Linked DNA regions of Mus musculus: region 1 is linked to region 2. The links are chromatin loops, found by intact Hi-C in ENCODE. Cell type or tissue: gastrocnemius. All regions are shown on one strand.

Region 1 (8,000 bases), 120 kb before region 2:
TTGAGGCCTGCCTTACAGGAGGGAATTCATATCTGGTACTATAAACACAGTCAAACATCCGTGGCTGGCTGGGTGCTGTTACCTTTAATTTTAGGATTCAGGAGGCAGAGGTAGGTAGGACTCTGAATCTGAGGCTAGCCTGGTCTATAGGAAGCTCCAGGCCAGCCAGGGCTACATAATGAAACCCTGTCTTGAAACTAAATAAAAAAGATAAAACATGACTTCTCATCCACTTTCCTCTTTCAGTGCTGGGATGTTGTCTGGCTTGAGCCTGTGCAGCAGGTCTTATGTATGCTGTCAAGGTCTCTGAAAGTCCTTATGTGTGTCAGGGTTTTTTTCCCCCTCTGTCTGGAAGACACTGTGTTAGAGTTATCCAGCACCTCTGGCTTTTGCAGTCTTCCCTCCCCTTCTTCCAAATAGGTTCCTGAGCCTTGAAGGAGGGATTTCATGAAGACATCCCGTTTAGGCCTGAGTGTTCCAAGATCTTTCACATCAGTCCCTCACAGCTACAAACCTTTCATCCTGCAGTGGTTACCGGCCTGTAAGACATACTGGTGCAGCCATGACATAAAGCTTATGGGAGTAGCCAACCACTTTTTAAAAACTATATTTAAGGCCCACTCCATGAGATGGGGCCCATATCTGACACTGTTAGCCTGTCATTGCAGAAGGCCTGGGCTTGGTTTCCAGCACCAACATTAGGAGGTTCACAGTGGCCTGTAATTCCCGCTTCATGGGATCTGACAGCTCTTCTGGCCTCTGTACACACACATACACACACACACACACACACACACACACACACCTTTTTAAGTTAATAAAGAAATGGGTGTGATCATTCTATCAATTTCCCCCATCATCCATCTATCAATTTCCCCCATCATCCATTCCCTTGGGTACAAATCTTCTGTCTGGTTGGTTTTGAGTTTGTGTTCTGGAACTCTCTATGTAGAGCAGGCTGGCCTCAAACTCACAGAGGTCTGTGTGCTTCTGCCTCCCGAGTGCTGAGATTAAAAGCGTGGACCACCATGCCCAGCAAACTTGACCTAAATCTTTGCCTGTGACCTTGAGCACCATAGAAGGTGTGTCTAATGACCTTCATAGGCATCTTAGGTCGGAAAGACTTCCAGTCACTTTTTTATATTAGCCAGATGCAAGAAGAAGCAGCAATCGTGTCAGCTCGGTAATTGAAACGCTTTGGCAGGCTGCCTGCAGCTGCAGAGTTAGAACATTCAGCTATTTCTTTATCCCCACCTGGACCTCCTAATCCTCCCCTGCTCTCTCACAAGCATGCAGGCCTCTCATCTGCAACTACTGTACTGGGAATGCATCTCCTCCGTCAGTCACCTAAGGACACCTGAACCCTCAAGGGGTCCTTTTGTATATTTCTAGGTTCTCTCTGCAGTCCCACTACACGCCTCCAGGTAGCGCTCGTGCAAAACTTATATATTAAAAAAAAAAAAAACAGGGTTCCTCTCTCTCTCTCTCTCTCTCTCTCTTCCCCCCCCCCCGTTCTGTGTCCATTCCCCTCCCCCCCCCCCACACCCCATCTCAGTAAGCTGGCCTCAAACTCTTTATGGAGTTGAGGTTATTTTTGAACTTCTAATCCTCCTGGTTCCTCCATTTCTTGAGCGATGAAATTTCAGGCGTGCTGTTACACTCAGTTTATGTGGTACTGGCTTTGTGTATGCTGAGTTAGAGCCTTCCCCTTTCCTCCTCCTCCTCCTCCTCCTCTTCCTCCTCTCCTTCCTGTTTGTTTCCCCCTCCCCCTTCTCTTCCTGCCTCAACCTCTCTGATAGCGCCACTAGTGTCAGAGAAAGCGTCCACTACTAATTAAGCTCATTTTACCAGAGGCTTTAGTGGGCTACTGGTTTCCTTCACCAGGCCCCAGGAGACCAGACGAGACCGTCATAGCATCCCCTGTCATATCATCTAACGGAACTTTACAAGGGTTTATTTCCAAAACCATAAAATTCCCAGTCCACTTGGGTCAGCTCGGTAAGGAAATCCCCTGTGCCCTTAGCTGGATGATGAGGCCAGTGAACTGCTCACCGGTTTGGGTTTTTCTATCTTCACACTTCTGCTGCCTGAAAAGCTCACCTCCCGCTGGCCTGCCCTCCTTTCGCAGCTCACTCAAGCGCCTGGCCTTTGATTTTTAATGGTGAGGTGCTGCTTCATTGGGGACCAGCTAGATCTTTCTGCTAAATCCTTTACAGATTCGCTTTTTAAATTCTACTAAGGAACACAGGCAAACAAACCATTTGTTGTTGTGATCTGGCCTGTGAACACTGCAAACAAACCGAAACCAAGGAAGTGCGAGGCTATACCTGGCCAGCCACCTAAACTTGTGAAGCCATCACACGTTGAGAACTGTGATGTGATCTCACAGACACTGGAAAAAGGCAGAACAGAAACAATTGAAAGGTTTCATACCCCAAGTCCTGCGAGGCTTAAGTCATACTCAGCTCTTCCGTGTGTCTTACTCTTTCTCTGAGAACCTCTTTCAACTTACTGCTGGGCTTAAATCTGTGTAAAATCCCCATTTAATAAATGTCAATATTGTTTTTTAAATAGACAGACAAACAAACAAGGTGGACAGTTCCTAAAGATAGTCTCTAGACCCCCTGTGCATATGTAAACACATACACCCCAGCTTATTCTAGATGCATACATTTAAAGTCATTAAAATGAGAGGTGTTTATCCCCTTACCTGACTGAAGGCCAGAATGTGGTCATCTCAGTGTGGATTGACTCAGGAGCTCTGTGATATCGTAAAAACAGCAGTCAATTGATCGCTTGTGTTTATTTCTCCCTCTCCCTAGAATTTTCCTTTTTTTTTTTTTTTTTTTTTTTTTTTGTAATCAGCCCAGTATATACACAAAACCAGAAACTGTATCACTAAGGTGCATTTTATTCAGAGAGCTGAGCCACCTGACAAGATAGTGGCTTATCGCCTTAAAGATCTGCCTTTCGTGCCATCTTTAACTAGCAGCTTTTACAGGGAGGGGAAACAAAGGCAGCCAGTTCTTCCAAAGTTTCCTCTTGCCCCTCTGGTCAAGTGGCCAGTCTTGTCTCTGAGATGTGTGGACTTAGAGCTCGTCCCCTTATCCTCGCCTGGGGGGAGGGGGGCGTGTCACAAACATCAAGGTCCTGAGGCTTTGGGTGGCATCTAGATTGAAGGTTAACTCAGAGCAAACAAACAGAGAGGAAACCAGGGATCCTTCATGGGACTCTTTGTCACATTAATAAAAGAATTTAAGAAGCTGGGCAATAGTGGTGTGTACTTTTAATCCCAGTTCTTGAGAGGCAGAGGCAGGCCTATCTGTGAGTTCAAGGCCGGTCTGATCTACAGACCACATTTCAGGACAGGGGTGAGGTGAGGTTGGGGGCCACCACGACAGGACCGAAATGGGGAGTACACTACTGATAGTTTTGTAATGTAATGTGTGATGAGGCGACAGGAGAGGTGTCTTAGCAGGACATGAGAAGGGGGATGTGGGAAAGAAAGGGGACAGAGAGGGACAGAAAGAGAGAGAAAGAAGGGAAGAAGCCAGCCCAGAACAGGTGGAGAAAGTGGGGGAAAGAGGACTCAGGGTGGGGGGGGGTGGGCGTGGGGTGTAGAGACAGACAGACAGAGAGAGAGAGAGAGAGAGGCCAGAGAAAGGCAGAGGGAGGCCAAATAGACCTTTTCTAGCAAGCCAGGCTCCTACCTGGCTGTTGCTAGGTAACTGTTGGGTGGGGTCCAGAAGAAATGCTAACAACTGTGAAAAATGGATCTAAGAATGGACACAAATGGAAGCTTATGGACAATGTTATTAGAGATTAAGAGAAACCCCCCACCCCCGGGGAAGGCAAACTGTAAACTTCAGCTCTCCTCTGTCTTCCTCTCCCCCTCCCCTTCCCGCTTCTGTGTGAGTGTATTCTTATACTACAGAGTATGCAGTCAGTGCCCCATTGTCACCCTGACCTAGCATTTTGACCAGCACTTGCCTGTTAGCCAAGTCATCACACCACCAGCAGCCTTTCCCTCTCTTCCGAAGTGACTCACAAACCTCCGAGAGCCTGCAAGTCTGCGCTATGCTCCCCAGACATCAAAGGGGCAACTGGTGGCTCCTTTCCACCTACACCCCTGTTGCCTGCTGGTGATTCAGAGAAAAAGCTTTTCTCCAGGCTTCTCTGAAATCTGTAAGAAGCAATACCCTGAACTCTGCCTCTTGAGTCCAGCGTCTCCTCAGAGGCCACCACACCACCACCACCAGCACCACCCTCAAATTCTGCCATATATCTGCCCATGGGGTTAAATATTTAATAAACTTCTTAATCAAAAAGATGACCCGTCTCAGTGTCCCCTAAATGCCAAACTCAAGACTTTGCTCTGCCCAGCTCTCAACCCCTGCCCCCAGCTTCTTGGAATCTCCATTCTACTCTCTGCTACCATGAGTTTGACTTTTTTAGGTTTTACATTTGGGTGACATCATGTGGTGTTTCTTTTTCTGTGCCTGCTTCATTTCCCATAACACAACACCATCCAGGGAGCATCTGTGTTGTCGAAGTGACAGGGTTTCCTTCTTTTTAAAAGCTGAATTATATTTCACTGTACAACATAGTGGCTGCGGTTATGATAACAACAACACCATATTGTACCCTTGAGAATCACTTAGCAGTACTCGGGCATGCGAGTGCACATCTGTAACCTGAGCACTTGGGAGGAGGAAGCAGGAGGATTATAAGTTTAAGACCAGCCTGGGGTGGGGTGAGGTAGGGTGGGGTAGGGTGATGGAGAAATGTCAGAGTGTTTACCCATGAGTGCTCCTCTTAGAGAGGACTGAGTTCAGTACCCACCACCCATATGAGGGAGTTCACTAGGAGATCCCACCTGAGAGCTCCCACCATCTGAGGATGCTGCCTGCACTCAAATGCTCAAACTTTAACAGACACACATGCACACACAATTTTTTAAAAACACCCAGGACTTTGAAGGGACTCTGGCTAGCTCAAGTGTGGTGAGCATGGCTCTGACAGGCTTTGCTCTTCTCTCTGCCCATTCCCTCTGCCTTGTTAGAAACCATTGGATGGTATTCTTAAAGCTAGCCCCCAAAAGTCTATTCCCTTTTTTGGCTACTTCCTCCTCCTGAGGCTGACTACCAAGGTCTAGCTATCAAAGTATTGAAGTCCAAGCAATCACAAGCCCCCTTTGGTCAAAATACACCACCTCAACCTAGCCTGTTGCAACACAGCACACACACACACACACACACACACACACACACACACTCACACACACACACTCTCACACACACACATCACACACACACACACTCACTCACACACACTAACACACACACACAGCACACACACTCACACACACACACTCACACACACTCACACACACACACCTGCAAGGTCATTTGGTGCTGTTTTTCTGAGTCAGGAAGCAGCCCCTTTAGCTTTTCTTCCCTGCTTAATAAAGAACCTCTCTGAAAACAGGGGTTTGGGTGTGGTTTATGCCTGCCCTGAGGTCAGAAATAGAACCCCACTGTGCGGGGGTGGGGTATCCCTCAAACTTAGTGGAATATATATGTGTATATATATTCCACTATCACACACACAGACAGAGAGAAGAGGGAGGGCTGTGTTAGAACAGGCTAGGGTGAGCCCAGTTTCTTATACCCACCCCCTCTCTCTCCAGACAGGGTTTCTTCTTGTAGCCTTGGCTGTGCTGAAACTAGCTTTTTAGACCAGGGTGGCTTTGAACTCACAACGATCTGCTTGCCTCTGCCTCCGAAGTGCTGGGATCAAAGCTGTGTGTCACGACTGCCTGGCATTAAAATACAGTTTTTAAGAGGACGTTTATTTTTATTTTATGGAGAGCATGTAGTCTGAGTGCATGTAAGTGCAACAGTGAGTGTGGTACTCGCAGAAGCCAAAAGCAGATGTCAGTTCCCTTGGAACTGGAGTAACAGGTGGTTATGAACTGTCATGTGTGTGCTGGAAACTGTACCTGGGTCCTTTGTAAGAACAGCAAGTGTTATTCTGTGTGTGTGTGTGTGTGTGTGTGTGTGTGTGTTAAGACTAGTAATGTAGGCCAATGTGGTAGAGTACCTGTTTAGCACGAGTGTGCTCAGCCTGGGAATCAGCCCAGCCCAGCCCAGCACCAATGAGTGAAGGCCAGATGATTCTCCGATAAATAACTCCAGCTTCTGAGGCTCTGAACACTTTGAAACAGATGCCATCCACCGTGACGTCTGTCCAAATCGCTGACTCATGGAATCTGTATTGATATACAGGATAGTTGTTGGGGAGAGGTGATTGTGCATATGTCCATAAATAACCAGAAGAAAGACTCTGCATCAAAAAGAAACAGCAGGCTCAATTAGAAGGGCTGGAAGTGGTGATAGCCATTATTCCACTCCGGAGCGCCTGCTGAATGTCTGGGTCGCCGCCTATCCTGCCACTAGGTGGCGCCAACGATCGTTTCCAGCAAAAGAGGGGTCCCAGAGTCAGTAGTTGTCTTTTCAGACAACCTAGCTACAAGGGGCCTTAAAGATAGTATTAAAAACACATAATCTTTCCTTGGGAAATGCAGCTCGGCTTTGCATCTCTCCACACCAATTCATTCTCTCCCCCCACCCCCACCCCCGGCACTCCTTCCCGCCAAGCCTTGTCCCCAAGCCAAGAAAGATCAGGAAACATGGAGTCCTTTAGCCTCACTGGAAAGGGATATTGTGAGGTTCTTGCTCCGCGCCACTCTTGTGTTCTGTGATAAGACAAGATAGTCTTGTCTTATCTTTTGGGAAATGAGGTGTAGCTACAAAGGGAGACCCCAAACTCATTGTGGTTAAAAAAAAAAGTTAACAAATTTTAAATTAAAAATTGTGTGTAATAATGTATACCTGTAATTCCTGCACATGGGAGGTAGAGGCAGAAGGCTCAGGAAGTCAAGATCAGGCCGGCAAGGTGGCTCAGCTGGCAAAGGCACCTGCTACCATCCTGTCTTTGTTTTGGGACAACAATATTAAATTGATTTTTTTAAAGCATTACTGATTTTGCAATATTCATCTTTCTTTTCTTATTTCTTCCTTTCCTTTTCCTTTCTTTCTTTGGCAGAATTTTTTTGTAGCCCAGGCTAGCCTTGAACTAATCATGTAGCCAAGACCTTGAACTTCTTTTATTTTGAATTTTTATTAAATTTTATTTAATGGGGGCTGAAGGCATCTACCGTGTACACGTGTGGAAGTCAGAGGATAACTTGCAGGGGTTGGTTTTCTCCTGCCATGTGGGTCATGGAGAGCTAACTGGCTGAGCCACCTTGCTTGCCCAACCTTGAAGTTCAGGTCTTCTACCTCTACCTTCCAAGGGCTGTGATTATAGATATATACAATATAGAAATGATTATTTAACTGTCATCCATCCATCTATCTATCATCTGTCTATCATCTATCTAGCTATCATCTATCATCTAACAACTATTATCCATCTATCATCTATTTATCTATCTTCTATCTATCTAATCTATTCATCTTTCTATCCATCTATCTATTATCTATTTATCTAATCTATCCATCTATCTTTCTATCATCTATATCAATCATCTATCATCTATATATATCTACCATTTATCTATATATCTATCATCTATTTTTCTATCTAATCTATCCCTATTCCTATCCATCTGTACCTGTCCTATATTTATCATCTATCTTCTATCATATCTCTATCATCTATCATTCTATTATCTATCTATTCCCATCTATCAATCTATCTATTTTGAGACAGTGGGCTATGTAGCTCTGGCCCAGAACTCACTATGTAGACCAGGCTGGCCCCATGCAATCCTCTTTCCTCTGCTCCCCAGTGATGGGATTACAGGTGCACACTCCAAACCCAACTTTAGTCAGCTGATTTTTAATTGACAAATAAAAACTGTGTGGTGCATAGAGTGACATTTTGAAATACTTGACATTTTAGGAATGACTAAATCAAGCTGATGAGCATGAAAA
Region 2 (8,000 bases):
TATGTGTGTGTGCATGTGTGTGGTCTCCATGGCACTCATGTGGAGATACTTTCGAGAGTTGGTACTTTCTTCTGACTATGTGGGTCCCAGGGATCTGGGGTCATCCATCAGGCTCAGAAGCAACCACCTTTACCAACCAAGCCATCTCAACAGCCTCCAAATTCTTTATCTATAATTCTTACACTACCACGCCCCTACAAGAAATCTCTCCTTGACACAAAATGCAATAATGTGCACTCAGGACTCACCTGAGTATCCCCAAGCTACTCTCAGCCAGAGTCCTCTATGACCAGAGATATACCCATCCCCTTAAAAAACAAACTCTGGGTAGGTGTGTGTGTCTACATGTGGGGTATGTTCAAGAGAATGTACCCGAGTCTAGAGGTGATGGATACATTGGAAGAAGCCAGAGGTGATGGGGCCTCTGGAGCTAGTGTTGAGAGACAATTGTGAATCACCTGACAGGTGCTGTGAAACAAACTCGAGTCTTCTGGAAGAGCAGCAAGTGTTCTTAACTAAACTATCTCTCCAGCTCCCACCCACCATCTTTTTCATTACAAAGTTTGAGACACCTCCCCCAAACATTTTCCCAATATGCAATTAAGACATGAGACTCTACTTGGCTCCATCAGAATTCTGTAAGCTTTTGGATTCTACTCCATCCCAATAAAGACCATAGAATCAGAGTCACCACTTACATCCTGGGGTTCTTAGGTCCAGAACCCCTCACTTTCAGCCCCAGCCTCGTGGAGGACCCAAAGATCTAGATTTAACAGAGCTGTCTAGCTTTTCTTCCCATCCCCCTTCAAGTGGCTCTGGGGCTTGACCGCCAGCTGCCTGCTCTGCTTTCAGTACTCAGCTCATACAAGCATTATCTACCCAATCACCGGACTGTCTTGGTCTGGGGAGCTGACCTCAGCCTTCGGGTCTGCTCCTCCTACTAGACTAGCAGTTGGGGAGCTGGACCTTTCCAATTCCCCTCACTTCTTACATTAATCCCATTCCTTCTCACGTCCAGTTCATCTTCTTTCTACCTGACCCACACAGCTCTTTATTCTGCTGCCATTCCACCTCTGGGACACCCCCACCTCCACCATCACCAGGCCTGGAATCTCCTTCTGATTGATCCTTTACGCCAGCGTTTCCGCGATCTGGATATCTGAATGGCTCAAGTGCCATTCCTCAAAGCCCAAGTCCAAACTCCATCTCCCTTCGATATCCTTGGAGTCCGTAACTCTCCGCTTTATTTAGGACCCTTTCCCAGACTCACGGCTTGCTCTTACCGGCCTGGGCCCTCCTCCTTCGTCGTGATCCGCTTCCTCAAAGACCCCGCCTAGAGCCTACCCAGTGGCGACGGTCTCTTAACTCTCAAACACCGAGTTTGTTTTCTTACTCTCGGACCCTCGGACCCCAGGTCCTCCGGGATCCACCAGGCCCAAATGTTCCTCTATCCGCCAAAACCTTCCCAAATTCAACATTGAAATCCTCAGGATCCCATACCTGGAGCCCCTCTAACCTCCCCCGAGCCCCAATTCCGGCTGAGAGTGGTCTAGCTCGGAGCCCCCTTGCCTCACCGGACCCTCCCCTCGCTCTTACCTCTCTCAGGGCTGGGCGGACGCTCCGGGCCGCGGGCCCCGCAGCCGCATGACCGGCCCCGCGGTTTTCCCCGGCCGCCGCTGCCGCCACCGGGGTCTCCGGTGCCCGCGCCCCCCGCCCCCGCCCCCGAGCCCGGCGTCCCGGCCCCCTCCGGGCCTCCCACCCCCCACCCCCCTCGCCCGCGGCCTCACTCAGCGGACGCAGCCGGGAGCAGGGACCAGCGGCCGCTCATTGGCTAATGCGGAGGAGGGGAGGGGCGGGAAGGGAGGGAGAAGGATGCAGCGAGGGAATGAGATGAGCCTTCAGGATGGGGGGAAGGCAGGGAGGCAGGCAGGGAGGGAGAGAGAATAGAAACAGAGGCAGAGAGCCCAAGAAGGAGAGAGAGAGCAAGAGCGAGAGCGAGAGCGAGAGAGCGAGAGAAGAGAAAAGAGAGAAGAGAGAAGAGAGAAGAGAGAAGAGAGAAGAGAGAAGAGAGAGAGAGAAGAGAGAAGAGAGAGAGAGAGAAATATTTTCTGGAACTCACGCGTCCTGAGACTAGAAAAGACAGACAGAAAAGAGGAGACAGAGATGGAGTAGTTTCAGGTGTCCCCACCCCCACCACTCCAGCGGCTCAGAGATTTTGAGGCCCTGGGAGTAGAGAGGTCAGAGAGCCCCAAAATCCAGGCAAGGAGAGCTCAGAGGCCTTGGACCAAAGGAAACTGAAATCCAGGGACCTTAAGCTTGTAGGAGATGGGATGGGGAAATAGAAAAATAGAGAGAAATAGACGAGAGAGAGAGAGAGAGAGAGAGAGAGAGAGAGAGAGAGAGAGAGACTGACTTTCTGAGGAGAGACAGCAGGGGCAAGCCAGGATGGGATATCCCCCTGACGAGGACTGGGGCTGTAGCCAGGCAAGGGGCGGAGCCTGGGGGTCTGGGCAGCTGAAGAAGGCGGGAAGGGGCGTCCCGGGCCGGGTCCCTAGAGCAGCTGGCGGGCAGGCGCAGAGCAGAGCCGGGTCCTGCAGCCGCCGCGGAGCTGGGAGCGGGGCCAGCACCCCCCCCCCCCGCCGTGATGTCAGCGGGGCCACTCTTAAAGGGGCAGGCTGCCCGCCGAGGGTCGAAACTTGGACTGGGGCTTTCAGGAACGTGATAAGAGTACAGGAGAGGTGATACCAGAGAAAGGGGTAACCTCAGCCTCCAGTTGGAGTGAGACTCGAAGATCCGGAGGAGAGATGCCAGGCCTTCAAAGGAACCTGCTAAGCTTTTGAGGTTCTGTCCCCTCCAAACACACTGACAGGGGCACCATTCTGCTGGCTTGCCCGATCCAGAGACTACATTCCCCATCAGCCCTGGCGGCCAGAGGACAGCACCTGGGGAGGGGGGCAGGGTCTTCTGCGATGTCTGCTGGGAAACGTAGTCTTATCTTGATTGGTCCCCTTCACTCCCTGCTCTCCTCCACACGTACTTGCAAAGTGGGTCAGGGGAGAAAGAGGCCGGGAGGACGTTTCTGCCTGTCTTCTGCCTTGCTAACTGGTTCCCAAGCTTCCAGGTTCTGGTTCTCTCACCTTCTGTAACATGGGGTCCTTCTGAACAAGTCTGTCTCCCCACAGTAGGCTAGCTTTTCATATTTCTTACCAGGACTTCTCTAGATTCTGGTGTATGTTGTCTGTATCTGCACTTTGCTCTGGGTGAATATGAGTGTGTGGTAACTGGGTGGAGGGTCGATCACTTGCTGACACACTGGTCAAGGGTTATTCATTGAGTATGTTACCAATGTGGTCACATCGGTCTTCTCAGAAAAAACGGTTTGCATGGCGCTCTCATGCAAAAGTTGTCTTCTCTTTTTATTTTACAGGTCTGTGCATTTTCTCTCCACCACCCCCCATGTTTGTTTCTATGTACAGCCAGCCCACCTCCGCACCCACTTCGCCCCCTAAGCTTTACAAGAAAACATCCAAACATTTTAGCATCAGCATCCCAAATTTATTCTCCAGCAGCTGTGTCTGGGTGGGAGAGGATAAAGGAAGGGGGTGGGGAATGAGAAAGTCCCAGAAAGTTGCAGGCACTGCGGAGGACAAGGGCTGTGTGTGTGTGTGTGTGTGTGTGTGTGTGTGTGTGTGTGTGTGTGATTCCGACCAAGGCTGGAGCCATGCACGGGGCAGGTGAGCATTGAGGGATTCTGGAACAAGTCTAGAACAAAAGCTGACTGAGAAAAGTAGGGGGAAAGAATTCTTGGTGCATGCCAGGAATCCCCAGAGCGTGGAAGGGAGGTGGTCTGGAACGCTGAGCCCAGACTCCCACTTAACTCTACAACTGAAGTGGAGGTAGGAGGAGCCTTGAAGGATGCGGGGAGCAGATCTGGAGTCTTAGTCTGGAGCAGGCAATCTCATGAGACTATTTTCCCCAGAATGGTCTAGGGAGAGAGAAGGCATAAACTACCAAGTGGGGTTTCTGGGAAGAGTTGGAACAGTATCCAGATGTTGGGGGTGGGGAAAATCAGGGCTCAGCACAACGGAATCTAGAACACAGAAAGGCTCTAGAGACTCTTTGAGTTTAAAATGCCAGCAATGCTGGGAAACAGCGTCTAGAACTCGTTGGGGTGCGTGAAAGAGGCCAGAAGGCTAGGTGGGTTAAGAGACCTAGAATTCGGACTAGAGAGGGTAGATGGGTGTTACAGCCGGCTTGGCGGAGGGAGCACTGGGGACACCTAGCGGCAGCAGATGAGATTACATGACAGGCACGGGCACAGGGCTTGTGGGGCTGCGGGCATCTGGGTGCACGAAGTCCGGGTTCACATAAGTAAAGCCCTGGAAATCAGCTTGGTCGATGCTGGCTAGAACCAAGCGGTCTGGCGGGGTCAGTGCTGGCGCTGCCCGCGTGAAGAACTTGTCAAAGTTTTCGCCACTGCGGCCACACTATGATACGAACGAAAGGAAAATTAAGCCCTGATAATCAAAATCTATGCACATCCCCGTGGTCTCTGTTCGTCCCTTTAGGAGCATCTCTGCAGAAGGGCCCCCCACCTCCACATACAAGTTTTGAAGCTCGGGAGCCCCAACTTCCAGGGACAGGAGTTTGGGAGGGCAACTGACCGGACGTGGTCTGAAAGGAGGTGCAATTTCCAGTCTCTCCAACCTCTCCCAATCGATCCAACGGAAAAAGCCATGAGCCCGGATGGTGGGTTCCCCATCTGGCCCTGAGCCCAGGCGTTTTCCTGGGTGCTTGGTCAGGAACTGTGGAAAGCACACAGAGAGGACCTGTCAGATAGCTCAGCGAGTAAAGGCACTTGTCACCATGTCTAATAGATGATCTGAGTTCGATCCCTAGGACCCACACGTTGGAAGGGGAAAAATTACTCCTTAACATTGTCCTTTGAACTCCACATCTGTGTTCTGATGTATATGTGTGTGCGCACACACAAATCAATAGGCTAAAAATTAAATTTAAAATGCTTTTAAAAATCAAGTGTGGTGGTAAAAGAGTCAGAGAGGGGGAAATAGAGACATAGGAAAAATCCAAAAAAGGAGGAAGAGGGGAGGAAGAGATGGGGAGAACTGAAGATCTCCTATGGGCCATGCACTTTCTTCTGCATCAACCAGGGAGAAGAAACTGAGGCTCACAGTTTGGATGACTCAGCAAGACCCATGAAGAATATGTCATGGGGATTAGGGGTAATCTGACCCATCCAGCTCTAGAGAGACAGGCCTTGCCCTTTCAACATTTCCTGCTGTGGGTCAGGGTGAGGCAGAGGCCGCTCTTGGTCTGGGATGACAGCGAGGTAGCAAAATATTGTTCAAAACGACTTTTACAGAAGATGGCTGTAGGAAGGTTTGAGTGACAGGAGCCTTTTTCTGAAAAAGATGGCCACCGAGGTATATGGGTGGTGGGTCTGAAAAAGCTGGGAGTTGGAGTTCTTACCCCTTTGCAGATGGCCACAGCTTCCCGGGAAAGTGACTTGGGATAGGTGACAGTTTGTTCCATGATGGCTTGAAACAACTCTTCCTCATCTTCCCCATCAAAGGGTGGCTTTTAAGAAGGAGGCAGAACTAAGTCAGAGGCTTGAGAGGCAGCCTTTCCCAAATGTGCATCCACCAACATCCACTTCACACAAAAGCATCCTGATAACGCATCCCCACCTCTCCCCTATGGCCAACCGCCTTGGATAAAAGCAAGAAAACGATTCCATTTTTGTTTTGTTTTGTTTTTGTTTTTTCGAGACAGGATTTCTCTGTGTAGCCCTGGCTGTCCTGGAACTCACTCTGTAGACCAGGCTGGCCTTGAACTCAGAAATCCGCCTGCCTCTGCCTCCCAAGTACTGGGATTAAAGGCGTTGGCCACCACTGCCCGGCAACGATTCCATTTTCATCTCTAATTCCTCATCATACATGCCCTAGTTCTGTGCATCACTCTACTGTCTGGCTCTCTTTTTCTGCTATGTAAATCTGGCAATATGTCATCTAATGGGGGAGGGGGTGCAGGAAAGACTGGAAATGATTATCCTCACTGAATAAGGGGCTGAGACTTCTGTGATTAGGAAAGGCAACACAATGTGAAGGTTTTGTTTGTTTGCTTGTTTGTCTATTTTAAGACAGGGTCTTATGTAGCCTAGGCTATGACTGCCAAAGATGACCCTGAACTCCTGATCCTCTTATGTCTGCCTCTTAAGTGAAGTGCTGGAGGTACAGGCGGTGGATACCACATACAGTTATCTCATTTTAAAACAACGTTCCATGTGCATACTACGGCTTTCACACTATTGTAGCCTTTGATATGGTTCAGGCTGCTAAAGAGATTCACAAGGAAAAGTAAACAAAAACCAAACCATGGTAGTTAAAACAATGCTTCAGGACCATGGACAGCACCATGTTAAACACACACACACACACACACACACACACACACACACACACACACCAGCTTCCTGGCAGATCAGTGCATGTGGAGAGCCTTTGAGAGCCTTTGAGGGCTGCTCAACACGAATCTGACTTTGGCTGAGGTCGGAAATGGGCCCAGTCAAGAATCTGACATCAAGGGCATGACAAAGAAGTTCAGGCAGGAACCTTAATCTTAGGGTGGAACAAAAGAAGTAGGCTTCAGGCAAGAATATGACTTTGGGCTAAGATGGGGAAGTAGGCTCAGATATCTTGATCATCCTGATAAGCCCACGGAAACAGTGATCACAGGAGTGACCATGTGACTTTGTATTCCTTGCACCTTGACTATCTGTGTTTATTGTCTTGCTTGTTCCTCATTGTACTGCCCACCCTTAATAATACTTGCATGTAATTAAAATGGTATAAAAGCAGACTGGGAAAAATTAAACTGCCTCAACCTCAGAACTGACTGGGGTCATGCTACAATGTTGTCTAATTATGTTTTTTCTTTTTAATCCTCACTCCTGCCCTGGAGAACCTGTTGACTGACAGAGGGGTTGGCCAAACATGTTTTCTTAGACTGGACTGACTACCTTTCCATCCTGTTCCTACTAGAATAATGCCACATAAAAAGGGACACCCAACTCTACATAGCCATTAGTTGAGCTAACAGTGCATACTTTGCCTTACCTGTCCTGCCAACATCTCATACAGCAGGACCCCAAAAGACCACCAGTCGACAGACTTCCCGTAGGGCTGATAGGCAATGATCTAAAAGAGGAAGAGAAAGCAGAGAGTGTAACTTTTTTTGTGGAGACAGGGTCGCATGTAGTTCAGGCTGGCTTTGAACTATGTGTGGGGGATGACCCTGAGCTCGCCTGCCTCCACCTCCCTAGTGCTAGGAATACAGATGTTTGCTCTCTGAGATTGCAGGGTTCCAGCCGAGCGTGGTGGCGCACACCTTTAATCCCAGCTATTGGGAGGCAGAGGCAGGGGGACTTCTGAGTTTGAAGCCAGCCTGGTCTACAGAGTGACTTCCAGGACAGCCAGGGCTACACAGAGAAACCCTGTCTTGAAAAAAACAAACCAAAAAAAAAAAAAAAAAAAAAGACTACAGGGTTCCTACGGCCTCTCTCTCTGGATTCTGACCCACTTCAAGAACTTTCCACTCTGACTATTTTTTTAGGAAGAGCTTCACCCTTTGGAAAATCCAGGAAACAATGTATATATTTACAAACTTCCTTAACTGTCAACATATAAATTCCACGTAAGAACTTGCAAGATGGGAGCAGGTAAAGAGCCCCTTGACACACAAAACCTGATGACTGGAATTCAATTCCTATAACTCACATAGTGGGGAGAAAAATCTCCCTAAAGTTGTTCTTTGACCTCAATATGCAAGCTGTTACATGTACACACACACAAACGCAGAGAGAAATTAAATTAGCCCCACAAAGTTTTTCTCTCATCTCCACATATATGCTATGACATGTGTGCCCATGAATACACAAAATAATTATTATTTTGTGTATTAAAATATTATTAAATTAATTA

The links. Hi-C counts contacts between places; a loop is a spot of excess contacts. Peaks named below come from ENCODE experiments on the same cell type or tissue, not always from the same donor. Only the 100,000 strongest peaks of a DNase experiment are listed, where the experiment ranks them.
Region 1: a loop joins it to region 2, with 9 times the contacts of the local background. A loop is called at or near these places in 18 of 42 quality-filtered maps.

Annotation. Positions count from the first base shown.
Region 1 is chr7:3,447,399-3,455,398 of GRCm38, reverse strand. It overlaps Gm35037 (a long non-coding RNA gene), which reads right to left and starts at 3,089. Exons shown (of 4, transcript XR_881797.1): 1 at 2,932-3,089; 2 at 2,711-2,761. In gastrocnemius, CTCF peaks have their summits at 1,383 and 6,441 (motif pointing right); a DNase peak (open chromatin) is centred at 6,458; H3K4me3 peaks cover 396 bases.
Region 2 is chr7:3,326,633-3,334,632 of GRCm38, reverse strand. Prkcg (protein kinase C, gamma) reads right to left here. Exons shown (of 18, transcript NM_011102.4): 15 at 7,137-7,217; 16 at 5,491-5,598; 17 at 4,665-4,805; 18 at 3,534-4,487. The coding sequence ends at 4,299. It overlaps Cacng7 (calcium channel, voltage-dependent, gamma subunit 7), which reads right to left and starts at 1,808. Exons shown (of 6, transcript NM_133189.5): 1 at 1,597-1,808. In gastrocnemius, a CTCF peak has its summit at 4,280; DNase peaks (open chromatin) are centred at 2,930, 3,764, 4,284, 4,711 and 4 more places; H3K4me3 peaks cover 2,938 bases; H3K27ac peaks cover 1,822 bases.